Regions from separate parts of the Mus musculus genome. Here all the other regions are linked to region 3. The links are chromatin loops, found by intact Hi-C in ENCODE. Cell type or tissue: heart. All regions are shown on one strand.

Region 1 (5,000 bases), 180 kb after region 3:
CTGTACTCGAGAGGCTGAAGTAGAGGACTGGTGTGAATTCGAGCTGGAGCTACATACTAAGCTCCGGGACAGCCTTACAGACTGTACAAAGTAAGACCCTGTTTCCAGAAAACAAACAAAATATTATTGTTGTAGGAAGGGCAATGAAGGTTTAATGAATAAAGAAAAGGCAGTAACTACGGCCCAGGGAAGAGCTGAGCATTAAGGACCATTTCCATAGACATGGAAACCTTCACTGTTGCTGTTGAGTGATGGAGAGGACCACACTGAGAGGGAGCCTGTGACCTGTGAGAGCAGATTCTCTCCTTCTGAACAAATGGCGACGTAAAATGGAAACATAAAGATATGTACCAAAAGTATGTTTTTAAAAAGTCTGGACACATGCAGGCTAGAGACAAGGCTCAGTCTTTAAAGTTACTGCATCCAATTCCCAGCACCCACATGGTGGGTCACAACCATCTCTAACTCCAGTTCCAAGGCATCTTCTGCCCTCTATGGGCACTGTACACATGTGGTACACAGACATACATTCAGGCAAAACACCCCTATGTTGGGCGCTGGGCATGGGGGAATAAAGGGAGTGGGAGAAAACCTGTGTCCTGCCAGAGTTCCCGTGCTCTGGGCTGGTGGACGAAGGAGGACTGCCATAGGCTTTCCACGAGGCCCCGGGTAGGTGTCTGGCTGTGGGAAGCTCAGGACCCAGTCCAAGGGGGTGGACAAGTTCTAGGTCTCTAGGCCTCATGGAAGCTAGAGATAACAGGTTCTCAGTCTCGGGGATCCCAGATGCCGCTGGACACCGCAGAAGAGCTGAGAACAAAATGGGGGCCCCAGGGACGGCTCAGTCAGCCCCGGGGCTGAAGGGAAGAGAGGGCAGGGAGAGAGGTGGTGCTGGGTGGTTCCCAAGCAGATAAAAGTCCTTGGTTTGGTCTGTGGCTGGAGTGCAGGAAGGCCTTCTGGGGAGAAGTTAGATGTAGGTCTTTAGGGGAAAGCCTATCTCATCGTTCAAGCACAGTGGGCCTTGATCAGCAGAGACAGTCTATGGTTTTAGAGCCTTATTGTAGAAAGGCAGGGAGAAAGAGAGAAGGTAAAAAGAGGGAGAGAGACTGGCCATGCCACGTGGAGAGAGGGGGGGAAGAGAGAGACAGAGAGAGAGAGAGAAGGAAGACTAGAGATGATAGTAAGCAAAGTAAGAGCTTAGAGAGAGCGAGGAGGGGCCAAGCAGCCCCTTTTATAGTGGGCTGGGCTACCAGGTAACTGTGGGGAGGAGCATACTTGGCTATAGTCAGATAACTGTGGGGGTGGAGTCTAGCCAGAATGCCAGAAGCTTGGGGCTTTATCTATGTGACTGATAGTCACACACCTCTCTTGCGGGGGCTGTGGGGGTAGTAACTTCAACAGGAACCAGGGGTCCAGGAGACATAATCTAACACCTTCTGTCCCATGTTGATGGAAATCACCACTCACAGGTCCCCGGGGTTCCAGACCTTTGCTCGACTGGAGACCAGGCTGTCTGTGTGCACATATACAAACTTTAACATTTGTTTTAAAAAGAATGGAGATGCAGGGCCAGGGAGATGGCTGAGTTGGGAAAGTGCTCTCTACTAAGCAGGTCAGAGCCTTAGTAGCACCCAGGGAGGAGCTGGACTCTTTGGTCTGTGCCACAGGAGGCGCAGAAAAAGACAGATGGATCTCTAGAGCTCACTGGCCGGCCAGGCTGTCCGAATGGCTGAGCTTCCTGCTCAGTGAGCAAGGCTCTCTTCCATATTCTCTCCAAAGTCAAAGTGCGAGATAAAACGGAAGGGGCCTTTCAATTACCTCTGCCCTATACACACACACATAGACACACACATACTCACACCACATACCACACATAAGTGTACACATGGACCTGAATGTGCACACACACACACACACACACACACACACACACACACACACACACACGGACCTGAATGTGTACACACACACACACACATACACATGGACCTGAATGTACACACACACACACACACACACACACACACACACACACATACACACACACGCGCGGACCTGAATGTGTACACACACACACACATACACATGGACCTGAATGTACACACACACACACACACACACACACACACACACACACACAACCAAAATAGGGAGACAAGAAAAAAATCCAAAGAAGCAGCGGAGCTGGGAACACATTTGAAAGCGAGCCGTGGAAAGGCTGGGTGAGGCAGGCCTGGGGTTTTGTTCCAAGCTTGGAAAATGATTTTACTTTTACCTTTTTATGTATGTGCACAAATGCAAAGATGAGAATCCTCTAAAGAGAAGGAGGAAAGTTTCTGGCTGCCTTTAGTCTTTAGGTGTCCGGAGACTGGAGTGCTTTGAGTAATAACCCAGGATCAGAAACACAGCCAAGCCCCGCCCGCATCCTGCCAGATGCCGCTATCCACAGGTCCCCAGGGCAGTGTCTACACCCCTTCAGGGACTCAGCTGGCCTCTGGATCTTTGAAATCATTCTAGAGGTCACTGAAGGCAGAGTGATTTCTCTTCAGTGGCTTCCTGGTGAACAAAACCCACACTCCGTCTCCAGTCCTATCTTGTTTAGCTAGTGAAAGCAAGGCAGAGGTTGCCAGGCTAATGAACTACCTGATATATTTAGCTAGAAAGATAATGTAGCTCTAGTGTTTGGATTTATCAAAACCAATTCCAGATGGCACCCAAGCCACAGAGAGAGGGCCATCTGGTAAGTAAGAGCCGGGCTTGTTTCTCTCTTTCTCTTCAAGGTGAAGGGCAGATGATAAACAACACAACTTCCTGTGCTAAAAACCCAGGCTGTTGGAAGGATGGCCCCTGAGCCTTACATCTTATCTGTGTTCATTCAAATACCTGGGCCACCATACTCCTTCAGATAGAGTCATTGGCTGAGCTTAGAAAATGACCTGATGCAAGTGGAAAGGTTTCAGTGTCTCCCGTATGCAGTGTATTTCAGAGAAACATGCACTCCTGGGTAACAGAGCTAGGCATTAATAAAGTCATTGGACAGACCCTTCAATTACACAAATTCCTCGAGTACATAAACCAATAAAATCAGAAATTATGTTTCTTTCTGAAACGATTTAAGCCACTGTGGTCATGTTTTGTTTAGCACCATTGGTGATGTTTTGAGGACATTCTCTGCTTGACAAGGTGTTTTCTGCCAGACACTTTCTTTGCCTGTTCCCTCTGAAACAAAACATCCCATGCTTCTGTTTATTCACTAGTTTCCCTGCTCTCCAGCACCCCTCCCCCATCTCCACCTACTCACACACAGCCCGGCCAGGCTAATCTTCTTTAAACTTTGCTCTGTTTGTAGAACTTTACAACTCAAAAGACAGTCACTACCTCTCTAGTGTCAGGAAGATAGTGCGCAGGTTGTACAAAATACCATCCCTCTTGCTCACCTCTGCCTCTGAACCTAAGTCCCCAAGGAGCCAGCCTCGTGAATGCTTCAATTTCCTCCTCCTACATTAAGATCAATTTGGCCTCCTGAATTCCGGAAGTGTGAGATAATTCTTTGGAACTGTTTTAAGCTACTAAGTTTGTAGCTGGGTCTGGAATCAGTAAGAAGCTAGACTAGCTTCTCTGAAGACTGCCCTGGTTCTAGTCCAGCTCTACACTGTGGGACTTCCACGAGGTCCTACCTGGCCCTGGCCCAGGGGCTGAGGCTGATGGCCTCACAGACATCCGTTGGCAGTCACATGTGGCACATTTGGCTCCTGTCGTGCCAGGCCCAGTTTAAGTGTTAACACTCCCACACCTGTGGTTACTGAACTGGACAGTGAAGACAGGGAATAATTCCGATGTCGTGAAAAGGTCTTTTGGGCAGCACAGGTTCGAATGGAATACACATCACTCCCTAAAGTCCACGGCTGCTAAACATGGTGAACTGAGCCTGAGCTCAAGCCCCACACTGTGGAAAGACAAAACCAGCTCCCTGAAGTTGTCCTCTGACCTCCCCATCTGCTCTCTGGCACCAGTACCAGCTCAGAAATAGCATTAAATCGCAGGAGGATCTGGTTTTGGGGGCCTTGGGCATCTCCAAGCTGATGAAACAGGACTTGGAAGGAGCATACGGACTAAAAAACACACCTCAGAACACTTCAGTCTTCCTGCAGGTTCTCACACCAAGGCAGGGAGGTCCCTAGGGGTTAGCGCTCCCACTCACAGCCGGCCTGGGGCATTGAACGGGAAATCTGGTTCCCAGCCAGCAACCCTGCTTATCCCGAGTTCAGCAGTCTCTATTTGGAACTTTCTCTAATTAGACCTGAAATCAATTGCCTTTCCTGTGATGCAAGGCAGTGATCTGTGTTTTCCCAGTGGACAGCAAATGTCCTACCACTTCTCACACTAATTTGAAACGCCACTTGGGTGACGAAATAAATCCCAGGGTGTAGATGGAGCTTCTCTGAGAATCTCTCCCGCGCGGCAATCACCCCGCTCTGTGGTAGTCTGGCGGTTTGTTTCACAATCTGGCAGAGCAATTCTCCTCTCTTTATCCTCGCTTTTTCAGTATTTCTGTCGGTTCTTCATACTTCTATCTTCCCCGATGCATTTGGAGTCGGTTTGCCAACTTCCGCTAAATATCCGATTAAAATTCCCTTTGGAGTTTACAGACCGCTGAGCTCATTGACAGTTTTAAAACATGAGCGCTCTTATTTTTGATGTGTACTCTCGTATTTCCTAAAAGCTGTAAAATTTTCTTCATTTCATTAAAATTCGCCTCTTTGGTATTTGTCCTTAAGGAGAAAAGACCTTTGAGCAGTGTTTCTCAACCTGTGGGTCTCGATCCCTTTGTGGTTGTTGAGCCTGTATCACCCTGGCTTCTATGGGACACTCATATTATTTCACCAATAAGTAAGGAAATTAGCAAAGGAAAATTCTTTTTCTAATTCACTTGGAAAGAGAGGTTGGGATTTGGTGGAAATTGTGAGAGAAGACTATACATGTTGTTTTTCTTCTTTAGTTTG
Region 2 (5,000 bases), 330 kb after region 3:
CATCTTACCATAGTTTTAACTCACTAACTGGCAGGTGTTTCTGTTTGATTTTAACCATCATTACATCTCCACTTAACTGTTTCACTTTCTCTGTGAGCTTTTTGTTTGTTTGTTCGTTTGTTTTATTTTTTTGGTTTTAAGTTACGTTATTAACACCAGTGCTCCTAAAAGGCCAGAAAGTCATGTCTCCTGTCATTTGTATGTTTACTAATGAGCCCTGTTGTGTGGTATGGACTTAATGGTGATTCTGTCATAGTACAAAGTAGATCACACCAATAGTCTGTCACAGTAGATAGGAGATCACACCAGCAGTCTGTCACAGTAGATAGGAGATCACACCAGTTAGTCTGTTACACACAGTAGATAGGAAATCACACCAGTTAGTCTGTTACACACAGTAGATAGGAGATCACACCAGTTAGTCTGTTACACACAGTAGATAGGCGATCACACCAGTAGTCTGTCACAGTAGATAGGCGATCACACCAGTTAGTCTGTTACACACAGTAGATAGGTGATCACACCAGTTGTCTGTCACAGTAGATAGGAGATCACACCAGTTGTCTGTCACAATAGATAGGCGATCACACCAGTTAGTCTGTTACACACAGTAGATAGGCGATCACACCAGTTGTCTGTCATAGTAGATAGGAGATCACACCAGTAGTCTGTCACAGTAGATAGGAGATGATACCTTTATCAATTGTACTTTGTAGTATGGGAAGTAAATTGGGAAGGTAGTGAATTGCTATTACGACACTTCAGATGCTGTGTAGGAACTCTGATCGTAAAGTGGTGCTTTTGCTGGTAGTTTGCAGCATCACTGCCCTTGGTGTGTATGTGTCTTGGGGAAGAGATGCAGCATTTGCAATGCCTTGCTGGGCTTTGGGGGAGTTGATGCAGGAGGAGAAGGCTTGGGTTGGGAGATGGTACTGTGTGTAAGTGAATTGAGGTGGTCTTTACTGTTCACGTTTTAAATGTCTCTTCTATTAATGAAATTGAAATTTACATTTCAGACTCAGTCCGCTAGTAGCACACTCCAGAAACACAAATCTTCCTCCTCCTTTACACCTTTTATAGACCCCAGGTTACTACAGATCTCTCCATCTAGTGGGACGACAGTGACTTCCGTGGGTAAGTACAGCAGCGTCAAGGAGAGCAGCTGTCAGACAGGACCTGGTCCCCAGGCCCCTTCCCACGGGCCCGAGCGTGGCATGGTTACTTAAGGCGCAGTCCTCCGCCAGCAAGGCCATCGCTCCCTTTGCCAGGGTCACAGTGAGGTCGTGGTCAGTTCCCTTTCCATGTCTATGTTTTCTAGAACACCTTTTCTTTGAGAAAGCATCAGTTGCAGTGTCTAGATATTTATCTGGGGCATCTGAGGGTGTGAGGCGTGGTGTCTGTGTACAGAAGCTGAGTCTTCACTGCACTGTGTTTCAGTGGGATTTTCCTGTGATGGGCTGAGACCAGAAGCCATAAGGCAAGATCCTACTCGGAAAGGCTCAGTGGTCAATGTGAACCCCACGAACACTAGGCCACAGAGTGATACCCCCGAGATTCGTAAATACAAGAAGAGATTTAACTCAGAGATCCTGTGTGCTGCCTTATGGGGTAGGTACCTCACTGCTGTCGGGTGACGTAGTTTTATTCTGAAGCACAGAGTTGTCATGCAGAGAAGCACACACTGTTTGATTCCTGCCCTGTGCCTTCAGCTTAGCTGAGGGTGTGCTATGCAGCAGAACGCATGCGTATGACTGCAGTGGTGTCAGCAGTAAGACCTTGGGAAGAGGGAGCTGTCCCTACTCCTCCTGTGAGGTAGTCAGTATGAGGAGAGAGGAAGAATAAGTCTGGATGTCTGTGTTCACCGAGTTGTTGACTTTGACCAATTTCCAGATGAAGCTCTTGGAAGCAGTCTTCAGGGGGCTATCAGCCTGGCTTGTCTGTGCTCAGGATAGCTGCATGCTCAGTTCTGCCTTCTCAAATTCAAGCTAGCCTTCCTGCCAGCTCCCGCCCTCCTGCCCTTGCCCTGACATTTACTCCCACAGTTTTGTTCTGCTGTTAAAGTACTCTCCTTCTACCCAGAAGTTTCTTACTCCTGACACTGCACATGCAGATGGCATGAAGTCATTGTACATGCTAATGGCATGAGGTGACCTCACATACAGATGGCATGACTCCCCACAGTCCTGTTCCTGAGCATTGCAGCCACCACGTCCCCTGCAGCAGTAAATCAGCTCTCCTCCCCTCCACATCTCAGCCTTTCTTCTTTCTGTTTGTTAGGGAGAAACAGCGGAGGTGGACACGAGGGCTTGCCTTTAATCTTTAGAACCTTACACTGTTGTTCCCGGCTCCTGTTCTCACCCACGTGGCCTGACCTTCTCTCTTGCCTGCTTAGGTTCCTGCTCTGTCCTCTACCAAAGTCTTTTGAGAAGCTGCCAAATTCAGAGCAGACCCATCTGCTTTCTCAGGATCACAAATTCTGCCTGTGTCATGACTGTCTTGAAGCTCATATGGTCCTGCAGTGTAAGGACCTTGTTGACCATCTGGATCAGTGGTTCTCCACCTTTTGGGAGTCGTAGGACTCTGTTACAGAGGCTGCCTAAGACCATCAGCAAACAGATATTTACATTACAAACCATAACAGTGCAAAATAAAAGTCATGAAGTACCAATGAAAATAATGTCATGGTTGGAGATCACCATGGCATGAGGAACCGTATTAAACGGTGGCAGTGTTTGGAAGGTTGGGAAACACTGGTATAGATAAAAATAAAACTAGCTATTTAAGGGATTATGGGGACCATACAACAGGAAGCTGGCACAGAAGTGTGTCTAGCACACTGCTGTTGTGCAGTAGATGTCATTTGCTGTTATTTCAGAAAGTAGGCTATCATTTATTCACATTGAATGGTTTTAATGTTGTATGTATGTTATATTAGCTATAGAGATTGTCTTAAATTTATGTTATGTTGAAATTGGTAATAAGTGCTTAGCCCAACAAAGTTACTCGTGGGAACAAGCAGTCCTAGTGTCCCATCATGTGCCTCTAATGTCTCAGCAAGCCCTGGGCTCCATTTTCTTTACTTTGATCTAGTGCGTTGATCAGTCTAAAGGCCTTTGCTTTAGTTGCTTCCTTCCTGGGACAAGTGCGTGACAGGCAGCAGCTAGACCAGAACTTTTGACCCTGTGTCTTGGAAGGCATACATTTTAAAGGTGTACCGTGTGGCTCAGTGGGTGTATAAGAAAACGGGGATCAGTTTGTGCACCTGTGAGACAGTGGAGGTTATCTGGACAGTCTGAGTGAAGGCTTGTGTCTGCCAGCTGTCACGTGATTAGAAAGCATGGAGTATTGGGCAGAGGAGGGAAGGAAGGCAGGCCCAGGAAGAAGATGTTAGTTACCTTCAGCGGTAATCCTGGCTTTAGGAGAAATCTGTTGTGTGTGGAAGAACAGAGAAGTACAGCTTGGCCATAGGAGCTGCTGCCCTGCCATAGTGGGCATGTGTATGATTAGCGCTGGCAGTGTCCATGGAAGAAATAGAGAGAGATGGGAGCAGGTGATGTCCTGGCAGGGTAAGCAGGCTCCTGGAAAGGTGGGGACACAGTGCAGTTGTTTCTCAGTGGTGGGAACTGATTGAGACCAGCCCATAAGCCAGTGGAGATTATAGAGGCACGTGCTCTCTGTAAGTCATTCTACAAGGTTGCCAGTTGTGGGGCCATAGTAGCAGATGGACCAGAATCTCCGAAACCCAAGAAATAGTGAGCTTACAACTGGGAGCTCAGTTCCCTGGGGGCAGGTGCCGTGGGGATGTCTTCTCATTGCTCCCCTATGTATTTAAGTAAATGTCACTACTGTCGCTTCTGTGTCAGGGGGTGGGGGGATCATTGCTTTAACCTCACTGTTCTGGGCATTCCTTTAGGAATTACGGTCACTGTCATCTTCCAAGTAGAAAATGTTTTTCTGGTCTATGGTAAAGCTCTACACAATCACAACCTAAAATGTAGGCCTTTCCGTGTTTTTGAACAGGAGTGAACTTGCTGGTTGGTACAGAGAGCGGTCTGATGCTCTTGGACAGAAGTGGCCAAGGGAAAGTATACCCTCTGATCAGCCGAAGACGGTTCCAGCAAATGGATGTGCTCGAAGGCCTAAATGTCCTGGTGACAATATCTGGTGAGTGTTCTTTAAAGCAGAATCATGGCCTTAGTTGCAGTGTGCCAAGCCATACATACTGAGCTCAGCTCATTCTCTGAACTGGCTGAGATACCGAAGAATTGTGAGTTTTCATGATGTAAAGATGCACACAGCCATGGCACACTCCCAGATGCCTGTCATTGACATCTGTGCTTGAATGTTATGCACTGGTGGCACATTGTCTCTTACTTGTTAGTAATAATACATTACTATTAATCAAAGCACGTAGTTTATATCACTGTGGAGAGCATTTGCTTGGTTTTGGCACTCTACAGTGATATGTGTATTTCAGTCTGTCTAGTTTTGGTCCCCTAAAAAGCATTATTTGTACTTCCTCCTGAGTCCCCAATGATAGCTGACCAACTGTATTTGATGACTTTACTATTCTGGAATGTCCTATCATTAGATTCATGAGGATAAAACTTTGTGTGACTGAATATATGGATCATGTCATATGTGGGCTAACTTCTTTGGCAGTGCACATTAAGTTAAGGTTGCTTCATGTCTTTTGTGGTTCAGTATCTTGTTATTTTATACTGCCAAATGTTCTACCACCAAATGTTCAGATGTATCGCTGCTTGTCTATTCATATATTGAAAGACATCTTGGTGCTTCTGGATAGCAAGTTATAAAGAAAGCTTAGATAAGTATCTATGTGCAACTTTTTGCTTAAGCACAAGCTTTCATTTTATGTATTTGGTTAAAAAAAAATCAAAGTAACACAGCTGAGAGACAGAAGCACTGGGCAGAAGTCTATTGGTGTGGAGAGCTGCTGAGCTGTCGTGCAGCGTGGGCCCATTGTCTTGCAGCAGACA
Region 3 (5,000 bases):
AGCATGCCCAATCTAAGCCTGTGTGGCAGAGACTTGTAGAATCCTATTATCTGCTACGGGATGGCTGCTACGGGACGCTTGGTGTTCCTCTTATTCATGAGGTGAAGCACCACCCCACAGTGACAGTACTGAGAGGAGGTGCCCGATAAAGCAAACTCTTCGAAAACTCAAAACTTTCCTGAAGAGATTGGTGCTCCTAAAAGAGGAGACCTCAGAAAGAGTCCTCGCCTCTCCCTTAATGTGAGGGCAAAGCTGACAGACTGTCTCTGAACCAGAGAACAAGCCCTGACTAGATGAGATCTGCCACTGCCCTATGCTGGACTTGTGGCCTGTATGTTATCCATTGGCACAGAAGCAAGCGAGGAATGCATCTCAGCTGTTTGTGAGCTGCTCGGGGCATGATGCTGTACATTCCTCCTCGCTGTACAGAATTCATGCTTTGTGTGGAACTCTACCTTTGAGCTTAGAGATCTGTAAGATGGCAGGAAACCCTTCCAGAGCACCGAGAAGCCACAGTTTAAATCTCTTACTAAACAGCCGGACAGATTTCAGGTACTGGATACTAACGTCCTCCAGGAAGTCGGGGAGCAGCATGTCTTCCAGGCCCTACAGAGAAAGGAGCGAGCAGAGTGACTTGGCCTGCGAGGGCAGGGCCTTTCGACAAGTGACCCAGAGACAGGCTAGGTCATGGCAGGTCTGAGGGAGGTCACTAATGACCTAAGTCAGCCACTGCTTCCAGCACAGGACACCCTGCCACCTTGGTGTGTGCCGGAACTGGCAGCTCAGTATTTCAGATACCGATAATGGAATCTCCCCCACTCCCACCCCACATTCTGTGGATGGAACCCAAGGCCTTGTGCATATGCCACTGGGGCATACCCTCAGTGTAGGCCCTGATTCCATTAAAGTAAGCAAACAAAACCCAGAGCCAAAACAGAGCAAGCAACAGCACCACGCCCACTCTGGCGAACGCAGAGGGTCAGGACCAACATTAGGAGCCGCGTCAGTCAGCCCTTTTATTCTACGTCTGTGGTGACAAACTAGAAGCATGAGCTCCCTAAGTCCGAACCAGTGGGACTCTTGATGAACAAAGACCTCAGAACCGATGTCCACCTGACCTCCTAAGTGCTCCAGAGACCGGCGTTCCTGAGCAGAGCCAGCCTGGCAGTGGCGCTGCTTCAGAGTGATCAGCCATGGCTCTGCATTCTGAAACATCTTTTCTGGATGTTATTTGTTTTATGTGTATTAGTGTTAGCCTGAATGCATGTGTGCAGTGCCTGAGGAGACTCAGAAGCGGGCATAGATTCCCTGGAACTAGAACTACAGAAGGTTGTGAACCGCCGTGTGGGTGCTGGGAATCGATCCTGAGTCCTTTGGAAGAGCAGCCAGTGCTCCTAGCCTCTGAGTCTTCTCTCCAGCCCCCTGAAAATGCCTTTTTAAAAGACTGGCCTGGGAACACCTATAATCCCAGTACTCCAGAGACTGAGGCAGGAGGATTGTAAGTTCAAAGCCAGCTTTGATTACATCAAGGGGTCCTGTTTCCAAGAAATTATATATATGCAGAGAGAGAGAGAGACACACAGAGAGAGAGAGAGAGAGAGAGAGAGAGAGAGAGAGAGAGAGAGAGAGAGAGAGAGAGAGAGCGCACACACATCTTTGGTTGAAATGTTCAGAAAATAAAATGGGCTAAAATCTGAATCATGGATCATTATATTCTGTGTTTGAGGAAATTTAAAAGAGCAAAAGGTAAAAGGCCCTGTCCATTGTACACAGGTTTGTGTGTATTGTGGTGTGCTGTTCTGGGCTGGTGTGTATTGGAGGTGCTGTTCTGGGCTGGTGTGTATTGGGGGTGCTGTTCTGGGCTGGTGGGTTTTGGAGGTGCTGTTCTGGGCTGGTGGGTATTGGAAGTGCTGTTCTGGGCTGGTGGGTTTTGGAGGTGCTGTTCTGGTATGGTATGTATATTGGGGTGTGCTGTTCTGGGTTAGTATGTACTAGGGGGTGCTGCTCTGGGCTGGCATATGTATTGGGATATGCTGATCTGGACTGGTATGTTTATGGGGTATGTTCTGTGCTGTTGTGTATTGCGGTGTTGTGTATTGTGCTGTTGTGTATTGTGCTGTTGTGTATTGTGCTGTTGTGTATTGTGCTGTTGTGTATTGGAGGTGCTGTTCTGGGCTGGTGTGTATTGGGGTATGCTGTTCTGGGCTGGTATATATTGGAGGTGCTGTTCTGGGCTAGTGTGTATTGGGGGTGCTATTCTGTGTTGGTGTATATTGGGGGTGTTGTTCTCACCTGAGTACTGGCATTTGTTTCTGGAAGGGATGCCCAGGGGAGTCAAGGGTCCACCCACCTTATACAGCTGCATGTCATAGCATCCTAAGAGCTGGCGCACGTCGGGCAGAGACATGAGCATGACTGTGTCTTGCTGCCGAGATTTCCAGAAGGATGTGATTAAATCCTCCACCTAATGTGACAGAACATATCATCAGCAACCCAGGCTGTGCCTTGTGGGCCTCAGCCCTTCATAGTCAGTGACCCCACAGGCCATGGCAAGGCCTCACACCAGCGCATGCAAAGTTATGATATCAGCTTCACAGGCTGTGTTTGGAAACTACTCTTCTTACTTGGTGGGCGCTGGTGTTTTGCCTGCACTTATGTTTGTATGAGATGTCAGATCTCCTGGAACTGGAGTTATAGACAGTGGTGAGCCACCATGTGGGTGCTTGGAATTGAACCTGAGTCTTCTGGAAGAGTAGTCACCACTCTTAACCTCTGGACCATCTCTCCAGAGGAAACACCTCTTTTTAGCAACCATAGCAGATCACTCTGCCTTGGCCCTCCACTAGGAAACCTACTTCCTTGAGGGTGTTTCCTACAGGGAAAGCTGTTTCTGGCCACCAGAGGGCCCTGGTTGATTACCATAAGATGAAGGCTACAGGGGCTTTATCAAGGGTTGAGAAGAAAAGCTTACTGACTGACTGGCTGGCTGACTGATCACTTTGCTCTTTTTCCAGCTTAAAAAAAAAAAAAAAGAAAAAAGTAAGAGTATTGCTCCTCGTGCCTAACTCCTCAGCACCAATTGTGAAGCCACATGAGCCCCTCTCAGAGATCAAGTAGGGGACACATCAAGGGGCCAAAAGTCAGGTTCCTTCTTTTTCTGTTTTATTTGCCTGTTTCCAGATTCCAATTTTTGAATTAGATTGGCAGCTGCCAGCTGATAAAGACCACCCACCTCCTTTAAAGGTTTATTATTAATTCTGTATGTGCTCGCGTGTGTGCATGCCTACAGAGTCAGAAGAAGGCCTCAGAGCCCCCAGAGCAGGAGTTACAGCTGTGAGCCACCGTGCTGGTGCTGGGAAGTGGACTCAGGTCTTCCACAAAAGCAGCTAGTGCTCTTAACCACTGAGCCATTTCTCTAGCATAAGGCTCCTGTCCTGTGGGATTTCCATGGGCAGGGACATTCTAAGGTATCCAGGAACCCCAGGCCAGAAGTGATTCCTGGCCAGGTAGTGAGAGCCACCAGGAGGACCATGACTTGGGATCTGTGTCAGGAACACTGACAGACTTGTCCAAGTAGATTCAGGAAAGCTGTCCACTCATAGCCTGGTTGGCTACCCATGTTCCAAGCTCCCTGCTCCTGCTCATTAGTGAGTAAGAAACACAAGTGTTTCTCCAGTGTGTTCCCTCTACCTGATCCTGTGACTGCCTGGACTGAACTGCCTTGCATTACAGAAGGCCATCGAGGTAGAGGCCTGATGACTGGATGCTCATGACTCCATAAGAAGGCGAGACAGACAGATGGACAGACGCACATGCACACGCACACGAGCTCCTGTGTTGCTCTAGGCTGCCAACAAGAAAGCTATCATCCTTAGACCTTCAACCTTTAAAACTGTGACCCAAAATAAACTTTTCTCTTTATAAAGAAGCCCTCCCTAGGCATTTTGTTTATAATAATTGTTATAGTTTGAATCTAGAGTGTTTCCCCATGGCCCACTGCTTAAAGGTGTGGTCCTTGGCTGGTGTGCTAATCGGAGGTGGTGGCACATTTGGGAGTTAGGCCTAGTAGGCAGCATCCCGGCCACTGGGGCTGTGAGCTTTCAGAGGATGGTGAGACCTCCGGCTCTTCCTCTTTCTCAGTGTCTCGCCCAGGAGGAACAGGCTGTTCTGATGCTTGCTCCCTGCCTCTTCACAGATGCAAACTGGAGGGCAGTGCCAAGAAGACATGGGCCAAAATTCCCCAGACCATAAATTAAAGCCAGTATCCCTGCGTTTTAAGTTTCTTATCTCGGGTATTCTGTGGGAGTTAACAGTTGCTGACACACATCAGTCGAGAAGGGGTGACTAACGGACAGGGGCAGGACTCGTCAGCCTTACTGTGTAACGTTGTTCCCCTCATTACCAAATTACACATTCCTCAAGCCTTGTGGAAAATGACTTCCTAGTCCCAGAAACAGAGCTGTCACGGGACATGATTTAAGCAAGTATCTGCTGAGTGGAAGGAAGCTGTGAGAGGCTTGGCATCACGATGCTGCAGAGACAGAGAGGGGCACACTGGTGTCTCCCACTCTGCCATGCTTCACTCCGGCTCCACGGCGCGTGTGCTCACGCTGAGAGCCTTGCCGCTCAAAGCTGAAATGCTTAGATACCGGAAGCATCAGGAAAGCTCCCATTTGAATGTGCTCTTGCTTCTCTGGATTCTTATCTCATACATAGAGGAGTAAAGTCCAGGCAGTCGGATGGCTCAGTGTGTCCTGCCAAGCATGGGTTCTTGAGTTCCATCCCTGATTCCCACAGGCTGGCAGGACAGAGCTGAGTCCTGAACACTGTCCTCTGACCGCACGCGAGTCAGGCTCACAATAGGCTAGATAAACTCTAATTTAAAAATGTGTTTCCCACATTCAGTTTACACCCCTCCTTGTGTAATGGGGAGACCTCAGAGCGTCACCCTATAGGTAGGTGGTCACTATAGGTAGGTGGTCACTATAGGTACGTGGTCA

What was found. Hi-C counts contacts between places; a loop is a spot of excess contacts. Peaks named below come from ENCODE experiments on the same cell type or tissue, not always from the same donor. Only the 100,000 strongest peaks of a DNase experiment are listed, where the experiment ranks them.
Region 1: it touches region 3 in a loop (4-fold over the local background); 2 of 42 quality-filtered maps call a loop at or near these places.
Region 2: a loop joins it to region 3, with 2.4 times the contacts of the local background. A loop is called at or near these places in 2 of 42 quality-filtered maps.

What each region holds. Positions count from the first base shown.
Region 1 is chr1:39,865,677-39,870,676 of GRCm38, forward strand. No RefSeq gene overlaps it. Among named protein-coding and RNA genes, the nearest start is that of Gm35600, 16 kb to the left of the region's middle. In heart, no CTCF peak of the experiment used is centred here; DNase peaks (open chromatin) are centred at 2,455, 3,575 and 4,325; H3K27ac peaks cover 3,003 bases.
Region 2 is chr1:40,013,090-40,018,089 of GRCm38, forward strand. Map4k4 (mitogen-activated protein kinase kinase kinase kinase 4) reads left to right here. Exons shown (of 32, transcript NM_001252200.1): 24 at 1,017-1,134; 25 at 1,438-1,608; 26 at 4,021-4,164. Among named protein-coding and RNA genes, the nearest start is that of Il1r2, 69 kb to the right of the region's middle. In heart, no CTCF peak of the experiment used is centred here; no DNase peak of the experiment used is centred here.
Region 3 is chr1:39,683,145-39,688,144 of GRCm38, forward strand. It overlaps Rfx8 (regulatory factor X 8), which reads right to left. Exons shown (of 15, transcript NM_001145660.1): 8 at 2,351-2,464; 9 at 456-606. Among named protein-coding and RNA genes, the nearest start is that of D930019O06Rik, 34 kb to the left of the region's middle. In heart, a CTCF peak has its summit at 2,887 (motif pointing right); a DNase peak (open chromatin) is centred at 2,897; H3K27ac peaks cover 1,220 bases.